Linked DNA regions of Homo sapiens: region 1 is linked to region 2. Evidence: chromatin loops called from intact Hi-C (ENCODE). Cell type or tissue: IMR-90. All regions are shown on one strand. Each heading gives the region's core, and the rest is flanking DNA. Links, peaks and the distances in the headings are about the cores only.

The links. Hi-C counts contacts between places; a loop is a spot of excess contacts. Peaks named below come from ENCODE experiments on the same cell type or tissue, not always from the same donor. Only the 100,000 strongest peaks of a DNase experiment are listed, where the experiment ranks them.
Region 1: a loop joins it to region 2, with 2.3 times the contacts of the local background. A loop is called at or near these places in 2 of 110 quality-filtered maps.

The regions. Positions count from the first base shown.
Region 1 is chr7:28,548,849-28,557,189 of GRCh38, forward strand. The region is part of intron 4 of CREB5 (cAMP responsive element binding protein 5); the gene reads left to right. Among named protein-coding and RNA genes, the nearest start is that of CREB5, 140 kb to the left of the region's middle. In IMR-90, for the core only: no CTCF peak of the experiment used is centred there; no DNase peak of the experiment used is centred there; H3K27me3 peaks cover 300 bases.
Region 2 is chr7:28,415,255-28,423,595 of GRCh38, forward strand. All of the region lies in intron 1 of CREB5 (cAMP responsive element binding protein 5), which reads left to right. Among named protein-coding and RNA genes, the nearest start is that of CREB5, 6.9 kb to the left of the region's middle. In IMR-90, for the core only: no CTCF peak of the experiment used is centred there; a DNase peak (open chromatin) is centred at 4,667; H3K27ac peaks cover 182 bases.

The DNA of each region.
Region 1 (8,341 bases), core at 326-8,325, 130 kb after region 2:
CTCAGTATTTCAATAACTTTTCTTCTGGCATGCCTAGGCCAAAAGAAATACCATACTATTCTGCTTATTAAATAATTAGGTCAAAACTACTTAATAAGCATGGAAGCATCTATGTAGATATTTGAAATAAATAATACACAGATATTAAAAGATTAAGGAGGAATCATCTTATTTCATTCTTAAATAAGCATAATTACTTCCTAATGGAATACATGTAGGTACCTGTTGGGCTCTGCACAATTTTTCAAATCTTAGAATCGAATTGGACACCACCACCCTCATTTCCATTCCACATTTATTTTTGCATGATGTTGGCTTTTAACAGCAATTGCCAAAAATTCAGCTTTGTGAAGATGTGAAATAATCTAAAAGCATATAAGTATGATCTAATGTTGAAATGCTGATAATCTTGAGTTTTCTCAGTGTCCAACAGATGTCAAATACTGCTGTGTATTCTTCAAAATATAACATATTCTGTGGCATCCCTGTGAGTTCAGTACAGCATCCTGGAGCACACAGTTTGGAAACTGCAACCCTACACATTAAACATGAATGATTAGGTCCAACACTCAAATCTGTCAAATTTACAAAGAATGGGAATTTCTGATTTATACTTAAGACTGAAATTTCTCCTAGGGATCGCATCTGGTATTTAGTACCTACACACCTCGCTGTTCTTCACTTCCTTAGGAAGCTATATGCTTATGTTCAGGATAGCATTTTTCCCCTCTTCTAATTTTCTACCTTTGGAAATGTTCACAGCCTGCTGTTTCCTTCTCTAATTCCTTGTCAGTAATCATGCTGGCCAAAATGACCTGGTGAGAAATGTTGTTTATTTCACTGGATGCCTGTTTTTTTTTTAACATCCTGTTTTATTTTGGTTATTAATTATTATCAAGTATCCTGAGCATGAGAAACCTAATACAGAGCTTACATAAGGGGGAAAAAGAATGCTATTTTCTCTTAGAGGTTACATGCTGCAAAGCGTGTCATTGCTGATGGTTTGCTTCAAACCCTTAGCCCTTTGTGAGCCAGCAGATGTCACATGAACTAAGACCCTAGAGCACATCAGCCACTTGGTTGGTTTCACATGCCTGTTTTCTAGCCTCTTCAGTGGATTTTAATACCTTGGCCTTTGGCTGCTTTTCTGAAGAAGCCTCATGACATCACTAAGCTTCAGGCTCGAAGATATTTTATCCATACTTTATGGCACTCTTAGTCTGACAAAGATTTTGCTGCTTCTCCTTCCTCCTCTTTCTCCTCTTCCTCCTTTTCTTACTCCTCTTCTTCCTCTCTTCCTCCTCCTCTTCTCTTCTTTCTTCTCCTTCTCCTCTCCCTCCTGCTGTTCTTTTCCTCCTCTTCCTCCTTCTCCTCCTTCTCTGTCTTCTTGTTCTTCTTATTAACGTTTTCATAGTTTCCCTTGGAATATTTTAGCCCTGAAGAGCTAAACACTAAACACCAAGCCTATTGGTTGAGTGGTTATAGTAGCTGAGGTCAGTGCTGTCTCCCAGACCCCTAGATGCAGGATACCCTTCTAAGGGACAGGGAGATTGGGAATTGGGAATGGAGCAATGCCTGGTTGTGGAGGGGGCTGAAAGAGAAGTTGGACTCAAAATGGCCACCATTGCCAATTCCTTTGCTTTACAGTTTAAAAGTGACTCTGTAAGATGTCGGTCGAGCTCTCCTCAGCCTCTTCTCTCTTCCCCGACTACTTTCCCTGCATCTCTGCCTCTTCTATCTCCCTCATCCATCCCTTACTTCCTCACCTTCTCCGCCTCCCACCTATAAAATGTTCTTGGGCTGTCCCCAGTCAGGTGGATATTGCCTAACTCCTGTGTGATATCAATAACCCATGCTAGTGAAGCCAATGAGGTAATTTTCCCTGAAGCTCTAAATATAATTTAACAAGTTAAACACTGTAACATTGTGGTGAATGCGCTATTAAGGGACTGTAAATTGCTTACATAGCATCAATAAACACAGTGCCCTAAAGCCAGGGGCCGTTAAGATTTTATAATCTAAAGCAGCACTTGGAGTATCACCCCGAGGCTTCAGCTTCAAGTCAGATAAAAACAACGCCGGCTGAAGGCTTCAGTTGATGCCAAATGTTCATAGGAACACAACAAGCTTTAGGGGGTAATTACTTTCTGAATACTTGATGTGGATTTGCTGAGAAACACATCTGTTATCAAATTTGCCAATGATTAATTTGATTCTTCCATTTCCACAGAAAAAGGGGCAAGTGAAGTTGATGATTACCAGTGCCAAGCCGATTGGTATATGGCATCTCCCACAGATTCAAGTATTATATTCTTGGGATAGGAAAAAAAAAAAAAATCAGTATAATCTCCTCTCACACATACATTGGATTAAACCCTATAGGATTATGTGTATAGAAAAACATTTTCTGTAATTAAATTATCTTTGGTGTTGTTGAAAAAGGTGCAGAGTTTTAAAAGTTAATGGCTTCTTTTGGAAACAGAATAGTTCGTGTTTCAGATTTTGCAAGTCCCCAAGCTTCCTTCCCCTTCTTTTTCCTTTCCTCTGATGTCCGCCCACCCCTAGCCAAATCCTTTCACAAAACACACCTCCCCTCTGTAATTCCTTCCCGGGTTCATATTCTCAGCCAACTGGTGACTAACCCTTTTTGTGTTTTAACTATTATCCAGAATATTTGGTCTAAAGCATTTGCATTTGAGCTCTGGAAAGCTCTTAGCATTTTACAAATGTTACCCCATTAATCACTGCAGCCATCAGCCTGACAGTGTTTACCTTCTATTTAAAAGTGGTGGAAAAAAGAAAGCTCTGAGTGGTCCCGAGACCTGACCAAGGTTGCTTGGTGAGTCGGGAGGGGACAAGGGAGGAGAACTCACTGTCTCAGGCCTCCCAGCTCTCACACCTGCCATGCCACACACTCCTAAAACCTGCGTAGGACCTTTGGGTCTGCAGGGTCTCAGGGTCACCTCTATGATTTTTCTTTCTTTCTTTCTTTCTTTTTCTTTCTTTCTTTTCTTTCTTTCTTTTTCTTTCTTTCTTTTCTTTCTTTCTTTCTCTTTTCTTTTCTTTCTCTTTTTTCTTTCTTTCTTTTTTCTCTCTTTTTTATTCTTTCTCTTTTTTATTCTCTCTTTCTCTCTCTCTTTCTCTCTTTTCTCTCTCTCTCTCTTTTCTCTCTCTCTTTCTCTCTTTTCTCTCTCCTCTCTTCTCTCTTCTCTTTCTTTCATCTCACTCTGTCTCCCAGGCTGGAGTGCAATGGTGCAATCTCAGCTCACTGCAACCTCTGCCTCCCAGTTCAAGTGATTCTCCTGCTTCAGCCTCCCAAGTTGGGATTACAGGCGCCTGCCACCATGCCCAGCTAATTTTTGTATATTTTGTAGAGACGGGGTTTTGCCATGTTGCCCAGGCAGGTCTTTAACTCCTGAGCTCGAGCAATCCACCTGCCTTGGCCTCCAAAAGTGCTGGAATTACAGGCATGAGTGAGCCACCAATTTATTTCTAACTAGCTTGCTGAGTTACACTTCCTGTGCAGATTTATCTCCTTTTGTTATTATCGAGGCCATCCCGAGACTATGGAGACTTTCCTCCCATGTTTCTGGTCTCTGGTACACCATGCCCATCCCCTGAGGAGGGACAGTAACTGTGAGAGAAGGGTACATCACGGGGGCTCAAAACAACAAGCAAAATGCCTCCTGCTCATAAATGGCCATCAGCAGATAGCAACTCATCTGTCTCCTGGGCAGTCTTGAGCCTTCCCCTTGACGCTCTTTAGCCCCATCTTTCAGCCACATGTCATGTTGTCTTATGACTTTACTCATTAGAGTGCCATCAGGGTTCATGCTACCTGGCTTCACTGGCAGAAAGGAATTTAAAGATGGGAAGATGGAGAAAGAAGGAGATGGTACAGGATGATTTGATCTGGAGGTCACAGTCCACTAGGGATGGCTTTTGTCCCAGGACAAGGTTGAAATGAATTATCTGCGATGAAGTACGAGGTAGGCATGATCCTGGAAATGTTTCTTACACATTAGATTACTAAAACTGCTTCCAGCTGGTCTCAACATCTCTGTTAGGAAATAGGCCACTCTCCAGCAGATGTTTCCACTGATGATAGTCAACCAGAATAGCCATTCATATGTCTCTGAGCGTGGTGGGCGCAATTCAGTTTTCTCTCCCAGCTTTCTTCATGCCAATAATACACCTTCAAGGTGGGCTACTTAGGTCTTGATGGTAAATTATAAAAACACTAAGGTCATAACATTCTCTAAACAAGAACAACTTCATCCTACTTCTATGCAGCTTCAGTTAATTTCTAAATTCCCCAGCACTGCAGGGACTCCCTACTTTCTACCCACCCCTAATTTATTTTTTATAAAACATGATCCAAATATATCATGGGAGATGCACCAGGCCTTTTCCTGACTTTCAAGTAATGCATTTTTGTGTAAACATGTTGCTTATGAAAGAGCCTTTCATGGATGCCTTGTGTTGCCTTTGCTCAAGAAAATACATTTTAAAAGAATTCTCCCCAGCCTGGCATGTAATCTTTCATTAGCCAACATAACCTTGTTTATTTGCTTTTTAAAATTTTATTTGGGAAAGGAAATCAATTTGCACCCCTGACATGCTGCCAGGTTCCTGTTTATATGCACACAATAGGCAGCTTGGAGGGGGTAAAAATATATAGTTTATGATTTCAGCATTAAGTGTGACACAATCTGTATATGAAACCATAGAGGCAGTCCTGTTTTCCTGTCCCTGCAGCCACACTGCAGTTTAAGCTTTTTATCGGAGCGTTATTTCAGTGTGCACAGAGGAAATGGTCTTAATCGTACTAGGCACTTTTAGTATGAGGACAAACTGTCAGAATGAAAGTGATTCTTTGCTGGATTTTGTTTGTTTGTATTTTCTTGTTTGTTCTTAGGAAAATACGTTAAGTGGCCGACTGGGACTCAGCCTTATAACTGGGCTATGCTTTGGGGAAGCTTGAAATGTCTTTCCAGAATAAAATGTCCTCAGGCTTCTGTGGTCAGAGATTCTTTGGCTGATGGGAGGTTGAGAGGACCCTAAGGTCAGTGTGTCCATCAAACAGAATTCCTTTCCCTTCACTCCAGTTTCCAACAGTAATATCCAGCAGATGGATATCTGCTGAACTTGACCCTCACTCCTGCCTCCTTTGAGTGGACCCCTGGGCTTTTCTCTTCCCCAAAGTGAAATAATTACCTTACTGATCCAGTGTATGGAGATCCAAATAGGAACATGAAATAAAGTAATTCCTTCCCCTTTGCAGAAATGACACTCTCTAAAATCACCCATCGTCACAAAAAAATCACTGAATTAGTAGTCAGGAGATCCAGATTCTAGTCCTACTCTTGCCTCCATTTAGATGTGGGCCACTGGTCTGGTCACACCATCTCTTTGGCCTCCACCTTCTTCTCTGTCAAGTCAGGGAGTTGGATTCAAGGCTCTCCATGGTATATTTCAACTCTGAAGTTCTGGGTGCAGGTACTGACAAGTTTCATTAAAGACATCTTCACCTCAGACTTGGAATTTCTTCCTTCCTGTCTCCCAGCTTGCATCCAAGCCAGACCCCCTGTTTTGGGTTTATCTATCTGAATTCCTGTTTCTGTTCCTGTTGGGGTGGAGCCTTCTCCCTTCCTTTTCACTGCCTTGGCTTCCTCTGTGTTAATAATTATCTTAACTTCCATGGATCTGCTTTTTTCTTTTCATTTTCCTAAGTTACCACTGAAACCTAACAATCAAATCTTGCATATTAAAAGTGTAACTCTACTGGGCAGCACCCATTTGGTTACAGACACTGTGCCTGGAGGCAGGACAGGGTCCCTTTCCATTCCACCCTGCTATTCACAAGGTCAGCTCTGGGCCACAGCCTCTTATTGGAGGCCCGGAGGGCGTTTCCAGTATTTTAAGTGACCCTTTATTTGGCTAAGTGTGCCACAAGCTCTAGGTATGCTCTATATGTGAATCTAGACTGTTCACATGAGCGAGTCAAGGAGGGAAGCGGACTTGGGGAGAGCTTGAATACAAGGAGAATCTTTCATTATTCATCTCTGCTAGTAATTAGAGGGCACTATTGAATAGATATAATTGGATCATGTCACAAAAATTAAGATAAAAGACCATAAGCACCCCATTCTGGCTCAGTGTTCCTCCCCTCTCCTCCGCCTTCACTGGAGTTTTGTTCAGCTGGTGGTAGGACTCAGCACACTAGAGGTCTTCCAGTTGTCATAGATCTATAAGCTGCATTGTGTGTGTGTGTGTGTAAATAAAAAGCTTCCTGCATATGGGTTTACCTAAACCTTTATCAAACATGGTGGTGTGCAAGGATGTTAGAATAAATGGAGCAACATACAAGACAAAGCATTCATGAGGGCTGGCAACTGTTCTCTCTTCCTGTGCCAGCAGATGTGAGATTAGTAGTTAGCTACCCAGAGAAATCAATACTAGGTACAACTGCATGATTGACTTGTAGGCAAAGCCACTTCACAAATGTGAAGATAATATAAGAAATTCAAATACTTTGTGGTTTATCTTTTGCCCTGACCATACCTTTTATCAATGATTATAAACCTTTAAAAAGGCGTTTTGTACTGAGATTCTATTTGACTTTTTAGGGAAGATTTAAATTTCTAAATCCATCCATAGGGTTTGAAAACTGTTTCATAAAGTGACTAGCAAACTATATAGGTGTGAAAAGACATCTATCTGAAAAACGTATTTCTTTACATATAGGGCTGTAATTTGATTTTTTTTAAAGTAACTGGACAACACTCAAATATTTACAAAACAGATCTTAGAGCAAAATAAAAAAAACAGGCAAACAAACACATAACTATCATTAGCATAAGAACATAAGCATCATCACAAAGGGAAAGTTACAAAGCCTTTTGTCCAGGAATTCACTTACTGAAAGCTCCAGCAATATGGGTGTTGTTCTTATGTGAATCCCTGATTCCCCTGAGATCTCATCTAGAGTTTAGGTTTAGAAATATTATTTCTTAGTCTATCAAAGAATCAGTAAATTTGTTCCACATTGAAGTTATCAGTAGAGCACAATAGAATGAAAATGAACTTAAAATGGAATGTTATAGAATGTTCCAGTTGCCGAAGACCAGGGACCTGCAGACTTAGTGGTTTTTCACAGGAATGAGAGGTTGCCAGGGAGAGTGCCTCAATAAAAATACGGATGTCACTGACATTAGCGCTTCTGCTTAGGGAGTCAACCCATATATCCTGGCTGTCTTAGGTAGAGAAATGCAGCTTCTAGATGTGCTCACTTTCCTCCTGCTCAGTAATTTTGGCAGAAAGTAGAGTTGAGCTCGGCACGGTAATGGCTTTATGGTACATAAACACCAGGTGCCAAATTCCATCTTCTGTGACTCCCACATATAAAGCTGTTCTTATTCTAAGCCCGATTGTTTCACCAGGAGGAATGTAGACAGATAGGAAGCTGTGGCCTTAAAGTGAGACCTGGTTTTCAGGGCGTGTAACTGGGTTCAGAGGAGCCACGCTTGCCCGAGCTCATCTTTGTGGGGTGGAGCCAGGTTACTTGGGCACACCATGGGATGGGTGCGTCTTAGCTCTGCCGTCTATTGTTTTTTTCAGCCCAATCATGATTTTTTAGGTGTGTGGGTCAATGCAAAGCCAGTTTATTTTTCTGTGTGTTAGGTTGATGGATGATTTTTTACCCTTCTGACTTAATTTTTCTTGTATAAATTTTCTCTAATGAACATGTGTATTATGGATATACTGGTGATAAAATAAAAATAACCTAAGTTTGATGAACACATAATTGTACTGGGTATTTTCTGATCACCTATCCAAGCCCATTCTGTCCCTTTTTGACTCTGTTCTTGCCCTGAAAGCCTGGCCCGTACACACAATCTTAATGAGCACCTTTAACTGGTGTTTTCCTGTTTAGTTTGGGCATATGGCTATGGAGGCATCACTGCAGGTTCCAGGAAGGAAGCAGGGAGACACTGGGCATCTATTCTCCTAGCTCCTTCAGTTGGCTGCTTTCTTTGACCAGGAGCCACAGCTCTGGCCACGTGCCCTCTCCCCACATGGTTCTCTCTTCTTCCCTGGTCTTACTGACTTCTCCCCAGCTTCCTCTCTCCTGAGTCCTGGTAACTTCTTCCTTCTCTTACTCTTGTAGGCCTAGGGATACTAACAGCTCCCTGCTGAAACTGGCCCCAGGGCTTTCCTACAATCTGTTCCCACCTTTGCAAAAAGTCTCTTTATTAAATGCTCCTCACATTACCCAGTTTGAAGGTACTAGCTGTTTCCTACTGGGATCCCAGATGTTAAAGTAGTCAAACTCTCTAAT
Region 2 (8,341 bases), core at 65-8,064:
AGGGGAGGGCCTCGGATTGATAGACCAATTTTTCATTTTACAGAAGAGACCCCTGGCTCACCCAAGGCCCAGAGCTAGAGAGAGCCAAACCAGGCTGAGAAGCCTGGTCCCTGCCTCCAGGTCGGGTGCTCCTGCCATAAATGCCCTTGTCAGGAATGGGGCATAACCTATGACTTTGTATCCTTCACTCTTTTCAAGCCTTTTGATGACTAATCTTTCAAAGACAAATTTTTATCAGATCTTTGGAATGAACACCTTAATCATAAAAACTGTAGTTTCTATTTCATTCATTCTTATATAATATCTGCAATGTTATTTTTTCTAATAAGGGCCTCCTTAATTAATTTTAACTTAAATTCTCCTTTTTTCATCATTGTTATGAGACATACCCTGTAAAACCACACCATCCAGATTTCATTTGAGAGTAAAAACCAGGCAGGACTAAAAATGGTCTGAAAGACTGTCTCAAGAACAAGGCAGTGACTTTCTCTACTACCTGTCTTTTCTCTATTATCTGTGAGGACGGGATCTGAAATATTATTTAAAGTTAAAATAAATAACCTTTTTTGTCAAATAGAGAAACGGGTGATGTTTTCACTCTAGAAGGTGTACCTTTGCCTAGGATCTGTCTGTAATACATTATCTTTCCAGATGGATATATATGAGTGTGTTTGGAGGTGACGAGAAGTGAATTGAGTCTGGAAGTATGTTCTTTGAGGTTTGACTGGCAAAACTTGACCAATCATAACCAAAAAAATTCATGCATGCAACACAGAGGGCTCTAGAGCACCACACATTTGATTTAAGATGATATTTAGTCTGTGCTGTATTTAAGATGGGGAATAACAATGTCTAAATAGAAATCCTGAATGCACCTACTGCATGTGTTGTTTGGCCTCACCCACAGGTTTCCTCTCCAGCTGTTTGCATGCGATTTTATATCAGAATTCAGGTCTCTTTTTATTCTTTTATTACACTGAGGAGCTCCTGTGTTGCAGGCATGATTTCTCCAATAGAACACATTTCAGCCAGTTTTATGCAGTCCTCTCTCTGTTGGCTTCCTAAGGGGGAAAAATACATGCAACAACAACAACAACAAAATTTTTGTTTTTGTTTGAATTAGCTGACTATTAGAAGAAATACATGTAATCTCTATTTGCCAGATCTGGTAGGACCATTTCACTTTATCAAAACAAGATCTTCTCCTTTAAGTAAGTTGGCTTCTGACTGGCCAGGTATTAATTCATGCATCAGACAGTAGAAGGCATTGGGATAAAGTCCGTTTCCACCAGGGTATCTAGCTATGGTGTGGTGCACCATCATGAAGGGTCTGATTTGCCTCACTGCAATGACAACATTGTGCAGAAAAACACTGACTCCTAGGAGGAGAAACAATATTATAGGCTCAAGCTTCTAAAATCATATCAGGGAATGATCCTGTGTCGAAGGTGACTGTCAGAACGCTGGGGGCCTCCAGGGTCATTTTCTAAACTACAGCATGACAAAATGTTCTCTTTGTCTATTCTCTGCATTTTCCTTCAGGTAGTGTTTCCCTAGATTCATTCTTTAACATCCATTTCAACTACTCTGCCTTGATGAATAATCCTGCAGTAACAAGTCACAAATGTGTACACAGCAGAGCAGAGATATTTTTCCATAAGGAAAATAGATTTTTATATCAAATCTTAGAAGAAACAATTAGCAAAACAAAAGGGGGGAAGAAGAGTTGAAATTAGATTGATGGCATAACAAGCTCTGTCCATTCGTGGCTCTGCAACAATGAGCAGCCTGAGACTGGAGGAGGGACGCAATTCCCAGAGAGCTGCCTTGAGCTTATTGTGCTTCTCTGCCTCAGTTTCTTCATTTGTGATGAGAATGTCGGGCTCACCCAGCACTGTCCGGTAGTGAGAGCTGCAAATGTGAGCTGCACATTTCATTTTAAACGTTTTAGTAGCCACATTAAAAAGGTTAAAAAGAAACAGGTGAAGTCATTTTAATAACACTTTGATTTAACCTGATATATCCAAAATATTATCATTTAAACATATAATCCATATAAAAATGTTAATGTACTACTTTACATTCTCTCTTTCTCTCTCTTTTTTTTTTTTTGGTACTAAATCTTTGAAATCCAGTGTGTATTTCACAACTACAACATATCTCAATTTGGACTAGCCACATTTCAAGTGCTCAATATCCACGTGTGGTCGGTGACTATGGTATCAGACAACACAGGGTAAATCAGTGGTTTATGATCCTGGCAGCCCAGTAGTACCACCTGTGGAACTTATTAAAAAACACTGATACCCTTCCACTCTGACATTCTGATTTAATTGGTTTGGGGTGAAGGCCTGAGCCTCTGTATATTTTAAAAGCTCCACAAGTGTTTCCAATGTGTAGCAGAGGTTGAGAACCACGGTTCTAACTGATCTCTAAGGAATCTTCTACTCTAATATTCTATGATTCTATTTCAGGAAAGGGATTGCAGTAAAGCGTTCATTCAGAGTTCAAGGGCAGCAAGCAGTTGTTACAAGCATGCTGCACCCTGCAACACATATTTAAGAAAATATAACTGATAAAGATTAAAATTTACAGAATGAATAACTTAGACAATAATTCTTTGCACCACAAATGGGCTCTGTTTTGTGTAACTTTCAAACGTGGGTGTTTTAAATGGTCTGCTTCACTAGAAATCTTAATTTAGGATTTGATTTACATGTAACCTCGTAGAAACCCTCTGTTTCGGAAAAGGTCAGGATTCTCACATTTCAGTTACAGTATTTTGCCAGCTTACTCTTTTGCCCCAGATACTTGCCTTTAGTTGTTTGGGGAGGGAAATTTTTACTCCAGTTGAGACATCTGGATCCCCCAGAATTTTCTTCCTTCCAAGCTTTTAACAAACTTGTGTTATTGCCTAGACCAGATTTTCTCATGTCAAGATGTTAGTTATAACCTCCTAGACTTAAGGTATTCATTTTTATTTGTCACCTTTTAAAATATTAGAAGAATCAATGTTTTTCAATGCACATCAGAATGCTTTATTTTAATATACCTGTTTTTTATAATACACCAGTCTGTGCATTCACTAAAGGATGCAAAAAGTATAAAATAAAAAATAATTTCCAAACTCCTCACGCACCTTCTTGTGAAGTCTACAGACAGAATTGTTTGTGGAGGGGAGGAGAGACCTTGGTGTCAGCCTCTTGTGACTTCATGCTGCAGAGAGCCTCTGCATCCCCAAATTCATGAGTCATTTCACTCTGACCCTCTCTCTCCTTATCCCCTGCAGAGCCATCTATGTCCAAATACATGTCTATTCAACCATATCGCCTTTAAAGCATGACTATAAACTAGTTTTAAATATAAAATTACATGTTTTTCTACATTTTGTGGTGATATTTGTGTTTTCTGTAATGTCATTCATTGGAAGAATGTTAGCTTTCATTTATTAACACATATCTCTAATCCCCATTTTATAGATGGGAAAACTAAGAGATTGCCAAGGCTAGGCATCCTGCTCATTGATTAGATGGGTGGTCGGTATGAGAAAAGAGCTCACATTTATTAGTGCCATGTATTCCAGATATTCCAGATAGAAGCACTGCTTTGGGTTGCTTCCAGGTAGGGATTTTCCAATTGCTTGTACTATTGCGCTTGTCTTTGTATTTATAAATAACATTCTTTCGGGTGCTTTCCCATGCATTATTTGCAGTTAAATGGTTTCCTTGCTAATACCTCTTACTTTCCAGCTTCAGGCTACATGTAGCTGGATTGATTAGTAAATACATAAGGATATATTAACTTCTTAACATGGAATCTGTTTTAAAAGTTGCATGGAGACATCTGTTGCAAACCTGTGTGTTTGGTAGTATCCAGGGAAACTTTCTCTCAGGCTACTTTGTGATTGACTGTTAAAAGTATTGTGTGGAGAGACAATGAGATTAATGATGTAAGTTACTCATCTGTTTTGGGGATTGAAGGCAAAGGTCTGTACAGATTCATTTGTTGAGCAAGATAGACTCTAGCCCTACCTCCTAAATTATCTTTTATAAAACACTTTAGCCCTTGTCGTGCCAATGTACTGTCTTCACACTTGGTCTGGAGCCATCTGTGTTTAAGTATTTGGTTTTTGTTTTCTCCTAACAATGGTGATACGTTGGCTTGGCCATTTGCAGTCTCTGTCTGCATTTCTGTGTCTTTGATGGGTGAGCTGTTGATTAATAGTGCAATTTTCGACCAGTGCCAGGGGGCGATTATTTTGGATTCTTTCCTCCAAGCATCATGCTAAATTTAAAGCAATTTTAATATTCATACATATACATGCTTATGGTGTTTATGCTTATATGAAAATAAATATGTATATAAATAAAAACCTGGGCCAGTGAGGACCAGAATGTTAGTAGGGCATACACTTGCAAATGTGCTTATCATTTTTTTTAGGATGCCCATGGACACATTGTAACTCCTATTGGCCAAATATCTATTTGTAACATTGATTCAGATACATATTGTTGATTAAAAGATATTGTGAGATTAAAAAAATTGAAACCATATTTAAGACACTCCTTTTTTCTGAGAAGGCCTGTCTAAGCACACATTGTTTACAATTTTGTCTTCCAGTTTTGCAAAATCGGATGACTAACAACCACCATTCTCAGGGTTGTGCTGTGTTGACGTCATCAAAGATGAGGGTGCAGTGTTTTGGCACCATGAAGCAGCATGTAATTTGAAATTGTACTTTTTGCTAAACACCAATGCTGATCTCCAAACCATTCAAACACTAAAAAACCAAAACAAAACAGTAATGTCTGCTGATTGGATGGAGGCAGCATGGGCAAAGTACAATTTTTTTTTTTTTTTCATATGCTTTGGAAGCACTTACAAAAATCAGGGAGAAAAAGAGTACATATAATTACTTGACATGCCCTTTGGAAGGGACATTCTTAAGACAGACAGGTTGAGTCTTTAACCTAAAGTTCATTTTTATCCTTTCCAGGAAATGTGCTTTCTTTCTTTTTTCCCTTTTTTAAGCACAAACGTGGTTGTATCTTTAAAAGGAAGGCTTAAGAGTAAATCATGTGGCTGCTTTATCTTTATTTAACATTTAGAAGATATTTTAGGAGATCTATTTAGAAAGTCTTATATTCCTTCACATAGTTGTAGTTATTTAATGCTTGTTTAAAAACATAGGGGGTTCTGGAGATTGGTTGCACAACAGTGTGAATATACTTAGCACTACTGAACTGTATACTTAAAAATGGTTAAGGTGAGGCCGGGCATGGTGGCTCATGCCTGTAATCCCAGCACTTTGGGAGGCCAAGGCAGGAGGATCACTTGAGGTCAGGAGTTCAAGACCAGCCTGGCCAATATGGTGAAACCCCTTCTCTACTAAAAATACAAAAAATTAGCCGGGCATGGTGGCACACACCTGTAGTCCCAGCTACTCGGGAGGCTGGGACAGGAGTATCGCTTGAAGGCAGGAGGCAGAGTTTGCAGTGAGCTGAGATCGCACCATTGCACTCTAGCCTGTGCTTTGCAGCAAGACTCCATCTCAAAAAAAAAAAAAAAAAAAAAAGGTTAGGGTGGCAAGTTTTATGTTATATATATTTTACCACAGTTATAAGAAATGGGGAAAAAGTTTGCTTGTACCCATTCCCCAGATGGGGGAAAATAGAGTGTACAGACCATTTGTTTCAAGTTAGATGCATCCACTTTAATTTTTTTTTAATTTGCATTCACTTATTTTTATTTCAATAGCTTTAGGGGTACAAGTGGTTTTGGTTACATAGATGAATTATGTAGCAGTGAAGTCTGGGCTTTTAGTGCATCTGTCACTGGAATACTGTACATTGCACCCACTAGGTGATTCCTATTCCTCCCCCTTTCCCAACTTTCTCCCTTCTGAGTCTCCAATGTCCATTATACCACTCTGTCTGCCTTTACATACCCCATAGCATAGCTTCCACTTATAAATGAGAACATCCAGAAATTTGGTTTTCCATTTCTGAGTTACTTCACCTAGGATAATGGCCTCAGTTCCATCCAAGGTGCTACAAAAACATGATTTCATTCTTTTTTATGGCTGAGTAGTATTTCATGGTATACATATACCACATTTAAAAAATGTTTTATTTCCATAGGTTTTGGGGGAGCAGGTGGTATTTGGTTATGTAAGTAAGTTCTTTAATGGTGATTTGTGAGATTTTGGGGATGCATCCACTTTACTGTCATAATGGGAAGGTCAAAAATCTAAACAGGACTTTTGCACTTTGGGATAATGTAGACAGACGACATTGGTATGTGTGTGATGTGATTTTGACACATAGGAGAATCCAGGGTAGCTAAAAGCTAGGCACGTAACACTGCATGCCTCTTTTCTGGCTTGGATCTGGGTGAGCCCTGTGTGTAGAAAGCTGTATCATTCCATTTGAAAATGCATTTGACCTTATTTGAGCAGTTTTTAAGAAATTTACTTGATAGCCTTTAGCACCATATATATATACATACACACACACTATATATATATATACCATATATATATATATACACACACCATATATATAGTGTGCATATATATATACACACACACACACTCTCTCTCTCTATATATACCATATATATGGTATATATATAAAATACCATATATATAGAGAGAGTGTGTATGTGTGTGTATGTGTATATATATATATACTCAACTGAGATCAACGAAAAAGTCAGGCAAGAAGCCTTGTAGTTTATGTCAGGGAATGTAAACCCACACTTCACAGTAACACTGACCAATGAGAAGTTGCTTTGCGGGGGACAACCTGGGAGTTGAAAATTTTGGAGACAGATCACAGGGGGAATGGTGGAGGAAATTAGAGATATTTGACTCAGAAAGGAGGAGGCCCAGGCTTGTGCATAATATCAAGGAACATTCTGTGGACAAGAGGATACTATTTCTGACTTATTCTCTGTGCTTCGGGGAAAAACAGAGAAAATTGCAGGAAGGAGATGGTTTGCTGTGTGGAGAGATGGAGTGTGCTGTGTTTGCTCTTTTGGCTCCAAAGAGGGAAGAATTTTGGAACAAGTAGACCTATACATCAATGGAAAGGACTGTCTCAGAAATTAGTGACCTCCCTGGCATGGGGTGTCAGAATTATTATAGGAAGAGTTTCTAGAAGCAGTAAGAAGGAGGGCTGGACCAGTTGCTCCTGGCTTTTTTTGGATTATGAACACTTTAAACAATTAGGTAAAAGCTATGAGCCAGTTTTCATAAAAATAACATATAGGCAAATATTCATGAGAAGGTTCATGGACCCAGAAGCCATGGACTCCAGAATGAAAAAATGTCTGGGCTCAATAATGATGCTTAACAATGCTATGGTTATATGGACACATAAACTTAAAATTGCTGCGGTTGAATGAATATGATCAGTTTCATGTGGTTCATCCTACATGTGTTGGTGCATACATTACATGTATTAAGCTGTGAAAGTAACCAGAGCTAATGAACTTCCGGTGAAGTGTATAATCCGGAATGGAAATTCACATTCATTGGATTCTCATTTATGTTTCTCTATGAGAGTAACTGCCTGTTTGCCCAATAGCCCATACCTAGACAACCACTGATTAATAACACCTTACATTGTTTAGGAGTTTCAAAGTAATTTAATAGAAATTATCTTATTAGGGTGATATAACAACTCAGTGAAATATGAAGGATAGATATTATCCTTCCCATTTTAGTGGATGCAGAAACTAAGAATCCCAGGGCTTAAGTGGTATGTGCAGTCCCAGCTAAAGTAAGTGCCAGACATATAACTGGAATTCAGGTATCCTTCCCTCCCTTCTTCCTTTTCTCCTGCTTCTCTTTGTCCATCCTCTCTGCCTCCATGCTAGCCACATACACTTATGGAACCAAGTGTGCTCTTTGTTACTAAGAAGCAGCAACAACCACAAATAAACCAAGCAACTCCTTTCCAACACAAATATCAGCACCCTGTCTGAGCCTAAATTCCTTTCCTTCCTTCATCCCTTCCTTCATTAAATATTAACTGAGCATCTATTATGTGCTGGGTACCAGGGATACATGATCAAAATCAGACACAGTCCCACTCCTCATAGAACTTGTACCAGGTAAGTCACTGCAATTTAGTGTTTCAGGAGGAGGGTGAGGGGGTGCAAGCCTGGAGACAGAAAACCCAGTTAGGGGCTATTGTGGTTATCCAGACAAGAGATGATGGGGGCTTGAGTTATGATGGTGCCAGATTCAAAAGCCATGTAAGAGGCAAGAGCAGTATGACTTGGGGATTGATTAACTGGAAGATGAGGGGTCCAGAGAGTGGGGAAGATGGAGTCA